2 separate regions of the Homo sapiens genome follow, and region 2 is linked to region 1. A link is a contact called in ENCODE Hi-C or POLR2A ChIA-PET data. All regions are on one chromosome and are shown on one strand. The core of a region is the stretch at or near the end of the contact, and the rest is flanking DNA. Distances in the headings are between cores, read along the strand shown.

Region 1 (3,754 bases), core at 898-3,397:
AGCCTGGGCAACAAGAGTGAAACTCTGTCTCAAAAACAGACAAACAAACAAACAATAAAAAAACCCCAAAAATTAGCTGGGCATGGTGGCGTGTGCCTGTAATCCCAGCTACTAGGGAGGCTGAGGCAGGAGAATCGCTTGAACCCGGGAGGGGGAAGTTGTAGTGAGCCAAGATCATGCTACTGCACTCCAGCCTGGGCAACAGAGCCAAGACTCTGTCTCAAAACAAACAAACAAACAAACAAAAAAACGCAGGAAAAGAGTGTGTGATGGCTGAAACTTGCAATTTCTCACTCTCAACGAGCCCTGGCCCCAACTAGGTTATTTGGGCTCCCTCCCTAGGTCTCAGGGACCTCTGTTCAAAGTCCTAGCAATCTGGGCCAGGTACAATGGCTCACGCCTAAAATTCCAGCACTTTAGGAGACCAAGGCGGGCAGATCACTTGAGGCCAGGAGTTTGAGACTGGCCTGGCCAACATGGTGAAACCCTGTCTCTACTAAAAGTACAAAAATTAGCCGGGCATGGTGGTGCACCCCTGTAATCCCAGCTACTCAGGAGGCTGAAGCACAAGAATCTTTTGAACCTGGGAGGCAGAGGTTGCAATGAGCTGAGATGGCGCCACGGCACTCCAGCCTGGGCGACAGAGCAAGACCCTGTCTCAAACAACAAAAAACAAATAAAACAAACAAGGTCCTAGCAACCCTACTAACCTGTTATGAAGACTGATACAGGGGCATCACCTGCCCCAATTTTCTGACTCAGGTCAGCCTTATATTCCTACTCTAATCTCACCCCTATCCCCGTCCCACACCCACTATTCTTAAAACCTCCATGGTCCTCCGGGGGCAGCTGTAGACACATTAAGCCCAGGGCTATGGGGCCACTGGAACCTTCTCCAGTGGGTCTGAAAACATCAGCATTCCAGGAGTTGATGAGCCCCTACCTGGGCACCACTCCCTCTTGGGCCTGAGAAGGCCGGGGGGAACCTGCAAGGAATATGTGGAATTCTATATGGTGCCTCTGATACTGCGGTAATGTCAGGGAGAGGTTTGTTCAACTGGTCAGGGCCCTGAAACCCCGATCACTTTCTCATCTCTGCATCTTGAAGGCTAGCAGAGAGGAGGAACCCTGAGCTCTCTAGGAGGTGGGTAGGTGGTGGCAGTACAGACTCCTAGATGTCTAAACGGAGTTGCAGAGAGAAGGCTTTCTCGGTAGACCCTGGAAGGGACTTTTACGGTAGAACTTTCATTTTACAAGCAGGGATAGAGGCCTAGATGGGGACAGAGACGTGTCCAAGGTAAAACAATGGACGGAGGCAGGGCAGGGAGAGGCCAGGTCCTAGACTCGGCCTCAGCACCCCTCCCACACACACATCGACACAGAAGCTGGTCCAGATTTATAATTTAATGGCTGTGCAGATCCCAGTCCCTCATTTCTGTCGCTCACGTGCCCACTGGTCTGGGGTCAGGGTTTTCTGTTCAAAGGCATGGATGTGCGGGAGCTCTTCTGCTAGGCACGCGTTCACCAGCCTGGGGCGAGAGATGGGGTTAGGAAAAGGCCAGCGGTGATCGCACACCCCGAGGCTAGGGTGACCCAAGAGACTGGTGTCCCCAAGGTTGTAGTCCCCAGGCCGTGGGAACACGTACTTGGAGAGAGGGTCTACATCGAAATACTCGAAGCAGGGGTCACGAAGGCGGGATCCTCAAGGTCCCTGAGCCACGCCAGGGGGAGTGCGGGAGTCAGGTTGCAGGGGTAGGGGGAGTGGCTGGGGTTGTGGTACAGGAGCTAGGCAAGGTGCTCCCAGGGCCTTACCTGTGTCTCTGAAGCAGCGGTTTCCCCTCGAACTTGGCCGACACCACCAGGACTCGGAAGCTACAGGAGCAACGGTTGAGGGTCGTGTCCTCCACCTCCTACCGAGCGGAAGAATATGAATGGTGCCGAACCCGCCCCCCGAGCTCTTTTCCCCTTGTCCGGCGGCTCAACTCACCACATGCTCCGCCTCCAGGTCCCGCTGCAGCTTCTCGCGGAGGTATTCGGCGCTGAGTTCCATGGCGGCAGTCCAGCTGGAACGGCAGCCCAGCAGGGACACAACCCCAGCTCGGGCGCCGGCCACGCTACCTTGCTGCCTTACAGGAGCCACTTCCGCTGGAAAACTCACTTCCGCCCTTACTAAGGCGTACGTCAACGCAGTACTTCCGCCCTCAAGCAGCCGGGCTTTCCAGCGGTCCAGGCTTTTCGCGCTTGCCATGTGTCAGCCAATCAGAGCCTGAGGAAGGTGGGACTCGGGCGGAGCCGATGCTGAATGGTACGCGCTCGCCGACTGGACAGCAGTCTGGCTTCCGCGGTCGGACTTCTACACCCGCCTCCAGACAGGAGAGGGGCACGTACCGGCGCTACGGCTTCCTGCAGGCTGCCTCCGGATAGTCCCCGAGAGCTTGTTCCGAAGCAAGCACCCTGCAGCCCTAGCGATCCAGCCCTCCCCTGGACCCTAGGTCACGGCAATCAACCCCCTGCTGTGGTTCCCGAACCCCAAGGCCCGATGGGTCCCGCGGGGGTCGCGGCGAGGCCAGGGCGCTTTTTCGGCGTCTACCTGCTCTACTGCCTGAACCCCCGGTACCGGGGCCGCGTCTACGTGGGGTTCACTGTCAACACTGCTCGTCGGGTCCAGCAGCACAATGGGGGCCGCAAAAAAGGCGGGGCCTGGCGGACCAGCGGGCGAGGGCCCTGGTGAGAGGGGGAGGCCTTCTGTGCCGGGAGGAAGGCGTCCCAGAGGAGGCGGACCCCGCGGGGCACAGGCCTGTTGAGAAGGACCGGCCAGGACTGTGACAGAGGCGGGGCGTCTGTGGTGGGGACGGGGCCTGTCGCAGGGGAGGAGCGTGACGGGGAGGCGGTGCCCGGGGCATCTCCGCGGCGGAACTCAGGGAAGGAGCTAGCTGGGGCGGGGGTGATGATCCAGGCTGGGTTCCAGCATAGGGCTCTTGGTGGGCACGCTGGGGTCGGGTGGAATGCAGGAGAGAGAGGAGGTGGGACAGGTGGGTACCTGGGCTGGAGGCAGGGCCTGAGGTGGGCAGGTGCAGAGGGCTGCACTTCTCGGCTGAAGCCGGGAATGAGGACCCCGCTCTCGGGTGGGATTGGAGGGGACCCGCGGCTGAGGCGCTGGGCTGCGACAGGGACATCACGGTTCTCCTCCTCAGGGAGATGGTGCTCGTCGTGCACGGCTTCCCGTCCTCCGTGGCCGCCCTTCGGGTAAGGAAGGAGACCGGGCAGCGGCGGCCGGGTGAGGGCTTGGGTTCCGCCCCTCGCTCCGAGCCGCCCTGATGCCCCTGTACGCCGCCCGCAGTTTGAGTGGGCTTGGCAGCACCCGCACGCCTCGCGCCGCCTGGCGCACGTGGGGCCTCGCCTGCGAGGAGAGACAGCCTTCGCTTTCCACCTGCGCGTGCTGGCGCACATGCTGCGCGCACCGCCCTGGGCTCGCCTCCCGCTCACGCTGCGCTGGGTGCGCCCAGACCTCCGCCAGGACCTCTGCCTCCCGCCGCCGCCGCACGTGCCTCTGGCCTTCGGGCCTCCACCGCCCCAGGCCCCGGCCCCAAGGCGCCGCGCAGGTCCCTTTGATGACGCGGAGCCTGAGCCAGACCAGGGGGATCCAGGGGCCTGCTGCTCCCTGTGCGCCCAGACCATCCAGGTGAGGTCCCCCCGAGGAATGGATGGCTCTAGAGTCCAGACGACTTCGGATCCAGCTCTTTCTTGAGGGAAA
Region 2 (3,754 bases), core at 1-2,500, 730 kb after region 1:
GGCCTGGAAGAGCTCCGCCCCAAGGGGCGCGGCCACCCCGGAGGCGGGCGCACGGCTGCTTCTCATTCATTGTCTTGACAAGAGCATCTTCAGCGGGCGAGTCCCCGGCTCCTCCAGCTCCTTCCTCCTCTTCCTCCTCCTCCTCCACCTCCGGCTTTTGGGGGATCACTGTCCTCTCTCGGCAGCAGGTGAGGCTGGGCCTGGGAGGCGCGGGTGGGCCGGGGCGAGGGCCACCTGTGGGGCGGCGCGCGCGTGGGAGCCGCGGGCTGCGGGGGCGCGCGGCTGTCACCGCGACCCAGCCAGCGCCGGGGCCAGGTAGCGGGCGCAGCAGCCCGTGGGGGGACGCTGCTTGGAGTGGGGGCCGCCGGGGCCCCAGAGCGCTCTGCGGAGGCGAGGGCTAGGGACCACCGCGGCCAAGATGGAGGTGGGTGGCCGGGGGTCAGCACAGTGTCGAGGGCCCGACTCCCCACGGAATTGAGTCTCGGGGAGGGTGGGGACGAGGGCAGGGTGGGGTGAGCGGGGCAGCTGCCCTGGGCTTGGAGACAGGAAGGGGTTGAGAGCAAAACAAGAAAAGACCAAGTTCCCCTTTCCGTGGTTTCCGGGCCTGGTACCTGTGGTGGGGGAGGAGGCAGGGTGGGGCGATGGCTTCCTGTCCCCCACCTCTGGTCCGGGGCTCCCCTCTCTCCAGATACAGGCTGCTCCTCAAGACTGGGGCTCTTCACATACGCTCCTCACCGCTCTTTGGGCAGGCCGACCTAGCAGCCTCTTCGGGAGTCCTGGGGTGGCCGGGGGTGCTGGAGCCCCCAGTGAGTAGGCGAGGCTGAGGCTAGGGGCAGAGGCTCTGGGCATGGCACCCTCCAAGCGGCAGCACAGGCCCCTTCCCTGAGCAGGAAGGTGATGCGGTGGCACAAGGTCGCCCCTGGAGTTCCTTGCTCCCCACCCAGACACTGGGGGAAACCATCCTACCTGGACCTCAGAGCAGTCGGAGTGGCCTCTCCCTTCCTGTGTGCAGTTTACATGGGGGTGGAGATGGCTCTTAAGGGCACCTGCTTTTCTGAGCGGAGGCGAGAGGCAGAGGTATGGGGAGGAGGAGATACCTGGACCTGAGCCAGAGACCTGCTGGGGAAGCTATCCTGCCGCCTCACTCCCCTCAGGCAGCCCCCACGCCACTTCCTCCTGTGTCCAGCCCCATGCCAGCAGGCGAGGGAGGCCAGCTCCTGTCCCTGCCTTTAGGAAGCGCTGTGTGGGTGTGAGGGAGGTGGGCTCTGGACACGGTAACTAAGAGAGAACCCACCCTCGGAGCCATCTGGGCTGATGACGCCTGAGTCTGAACCATTAGGAAGGACGGGCTCTGCATCCATCAGCCAGTCAGTCAACAAACATGCAGTGGGGCAACACCACGCCAGGCTCTGTTGCAGAGGCTGAGGGTACAGATTGAGAGGGTGGCTCAGAGTGGCCTGGGGCCAGGGAGAAGGGGGCTTGCAGGTTAGAGGGAAGGAGAGGCTGGGGAAGGCAAGCAGGCATCAGCCACAGAGGGAAGAATAGGGAGCCCCTGGAGATGATGCTGGGACCTTAAAAGCCAGACTGAGGGGTGTCCTGGGGGAGGTGGGGACCACTGGAAGATCAGAGTTGACCTGAAGGGAGAAATGCTCTTATGCTGTGTGCCCCCAGAATGAGCCGGCAGGTGGTCCGCTCCAGCAAGTTCCGCCACGTGTTTGGACAGCCGGCCAAGGCCGACCAGTGCTATGAAGATGTGCGCGTCTCACAGACCACCTGGGACAGTGGCTTCTGTGCTGTCAACCCTAAGTTTGTGGCCCTGATCTGTGAGGCCAGCGGGGGAGGGGCCTTCCTGGTGCTGCCCCTGGGCAAGGTGAGCCCCTGGGGCCCTGGGGGGAGCAGCTCCTCCACCGGACCCATGGCTCTGTGCAGGTCCTGATTAGGTGACGGTCACCAGGCCTTCCAGGGCCTGTGTTGCCATCTGGAAAACTGAGCTGGGCCCCATGAGCCTTACACTTCCTCCAGCTCCTCTGTGCTGTGGCTGTGTGGAAACTGACGCTCAGAAGGAGCCAACACAAGATGGGTCACACCAGTGACCAGGACTACAGACAGTCCTGCAGACCCATGATCAGCCCTCCTGAGCCTCAGCCTGGGGCTTTCTCCCCATGGAAACACAGAGGGGGTTGGGATGGGGTCTGGGGGCCCTGGCAGCGTTCTCAGGGTTGGGAGGGACTCTGGCTCTGGGCCTGTCTGAGGACCTAGCAACTCTGTCCCCCAGCTCGCAGGCAGGGATGATGCAAGAGGTGCTCTCCCCCACCCGCAGCCCTGCCCTCCCCTGGAGCCTGCTGCCCCCTCCGCTGGCTGGCTGCTGCCCCGCACCCCCAGCACACTCCTGTGCTCTTTGGGGGGTAAGACAGGAAGGGGAGATGGGCCCCAAGTTGTTACCTTAAAAGGGCTGATGGAAGCAAAGAGAAGAGGAAGTGGTTGTCGGGGTGAGAGCTGGGCCCGCGCCCCACATGGCTGTCACACAGGAAGCCCTGCTGAAGCAGCTGTCCCCGGAAGAAGCCATTTCCAAACCTCTGCTCCTGCCTGGGGCCAGTTGGGACAGGCTCCCTGGCCCCTCTCCTTTTGGGAGGACCCACCCCTGCAGCCCCACCACTCACACTCGCTCTCTGGGGAGCTGCCTCCACCCCCCCAGCCCCCATACACCTGTCCTGGCTCCAGGGCCAGTTGTGCCCATGGAAGCCTCACTCGGGGAAGCTGGGGTGGGGGTGCCAACCCTAAGGGCAGAGACAGACTGAGACAGAGACCGGCGGGAACTCTGCCAGGGTCTTGCACGGCCCCCAACCTCTGCCATGCGTGGCCAGCCCTCCTGGGGTTTGCCCAGGCCATTTTGGGACTGGAACAAGAGAAGAACAACCCGCCCCCGTCCCCACCCCAGGCCCTGGTCCAGCTCCCAGGGACACCACAGCTTTCCTCTCTGGGCCTCTCTGAAGGAGGTGTGGGGAGGTTGGATTGGGTTTGGGAGGCAAAAGCACCTCCAAGGCCCTGCTGTGCCTTTAGACTGGACGTGTGGACAAGAATGCGCCCACGGTCTGTGGCCACACAGCCCCTGTGCTAGACATCGCCTGGTGCCCGCACAATGACAACGTCATTGCCAGTGGCTCCGAGGACTGCACAGTCATGGTGAGTGGTGGTGGGGACCCAGGGGCTGGGAGAGGGGCTCTAGGATGGGATCTGACATTTGGAGTCCTGAAGACTCACTGGCCCCTCCTCTGCAGGTGTGGGAGATCCCAGATGGGGGCCTGATGCTGCCCCTGCGGGAGCCCGTCGTCACCCTGGAGGGCCACACCAAGCGTGTGGGCATTGTGGCCTGGCACACCACAGCCCAGAACGTGCTGCTCAGTGCAGGTGCTGCGGGAGGAGGGGCTTGGGGGTGGCTCGTGGCCTGCAGTGGATGAGGGCAGGAGGCTCATGGCTTCTGACACTGTGGGGAACGTGCAGGTTGTGACAACGTGATCATGGTGTGGGACGTGGGCACTGGGGCGGCCATGCTGACACTGGGCCCAGAGGTGCACCCAGACACGATCTACAGTGTGGACTGGAGCCGAGATGGAGGCCTCATTTGTACCTCCTGCCGTGACAAGCGCGTGCGCATCATCGAGCCCCGCAAAGGCACTGTCGTAGCTGTGAGTCGCCATCTACCCTGACCTTTGACCCTACAGCCTTTATCCTTCTTATCCACCATCAGCCAGGC

What was found. A loop is a pair of places that touch in the nucleus more often than their neighbours do. ChIA-PET counts read pairs that join two places held with the same protein, here RNA polymerase II (POLR2A).
Region 2: a loop to region 1 is called in a map of GM11168, with 19 times the contacts of the local background. The contact joins the promoter of CORO1A-AS1 here to the promoter of BOLA2 in region 1. A Hi-C loop is called at or near these places in 2 of 168 maps with a recorded cell type or tissue (GM11168 and K562). POLR2A ChIA-PET finds 5 or more read pairs at or near these places in 1 of 52 experiments (PC-9).

Annotation. Positions count from the first base shown.
Region 1 is chr16:29,452,204-29,455,957 of GRCh38, forward strand. BOLA2 (bolA family member 2) reads right to left here and starts at 2,148. Exons shown (of 3, transcript NM_001031827.3): 1 at 1,988-2,148; 2 at 1,813-1,910; 3 at 1,390-1,529. The coding sequence starts at 2,050. The coding sequence ends at 1,430. BOLA2-SMG1P6 (BOLA2-SMG1P6 readthrough) reads right to left here and starts at 2,761. Exons shown (of 4, transcript NR_135316.1): 1 at 1,988-2,761; 2 at 1,813-1,910. SLX1B (structure-specific endonuclease subunit SLX1B) reads left to right here and starts at 2,330. Exons shown (of 6, transcript NM_024044.5): 1 at 2,330-2,727; 2 at 3,195-3,246; 3 at 3,341-3,682. The coding sequence starts at 2,540. SLX1B-SULT1A4 (SLX1B-SULT1A4 readthrough (NMD candidate)) reads left to right here and starts at 2,888. Exons shown (of 11, transcript NR_037609.1): 1 at 2,888-3,246; 2 at 3,341-3,682. RefSeq lists enhancers at 1,825-2,564, 3,305-3,754.
Region 2 is chr16:30,183,538-30,187,291 of GRCh38, forward strand. CORO1A-AS1 (CORO1A antisense RNA 1) reads right to left here and starts at 1,251. Exons shown (of 2, transcript NR_186359.1): 1 at 967-1,251; 2 at 1-234. It overlaps CORO1A (coronin 1A), which reads left to right and starts at 65. Exons shown (of 11, transcript NM_007074.4): 1 at 65-188; 2 at 1,672-1,870; 3 at 3,061-3,183; 4 at 3,279-3,408; 5 at 3,502-3,686. The coding sequence starts at 1,673. RefSeq lists silencers at 1-357, 388-497, 1,868-1,967 and enhancers at 346-886, 887-1,428, 1,429-1,968, 1,969-2,510, 2,398-2,547 and 3 more.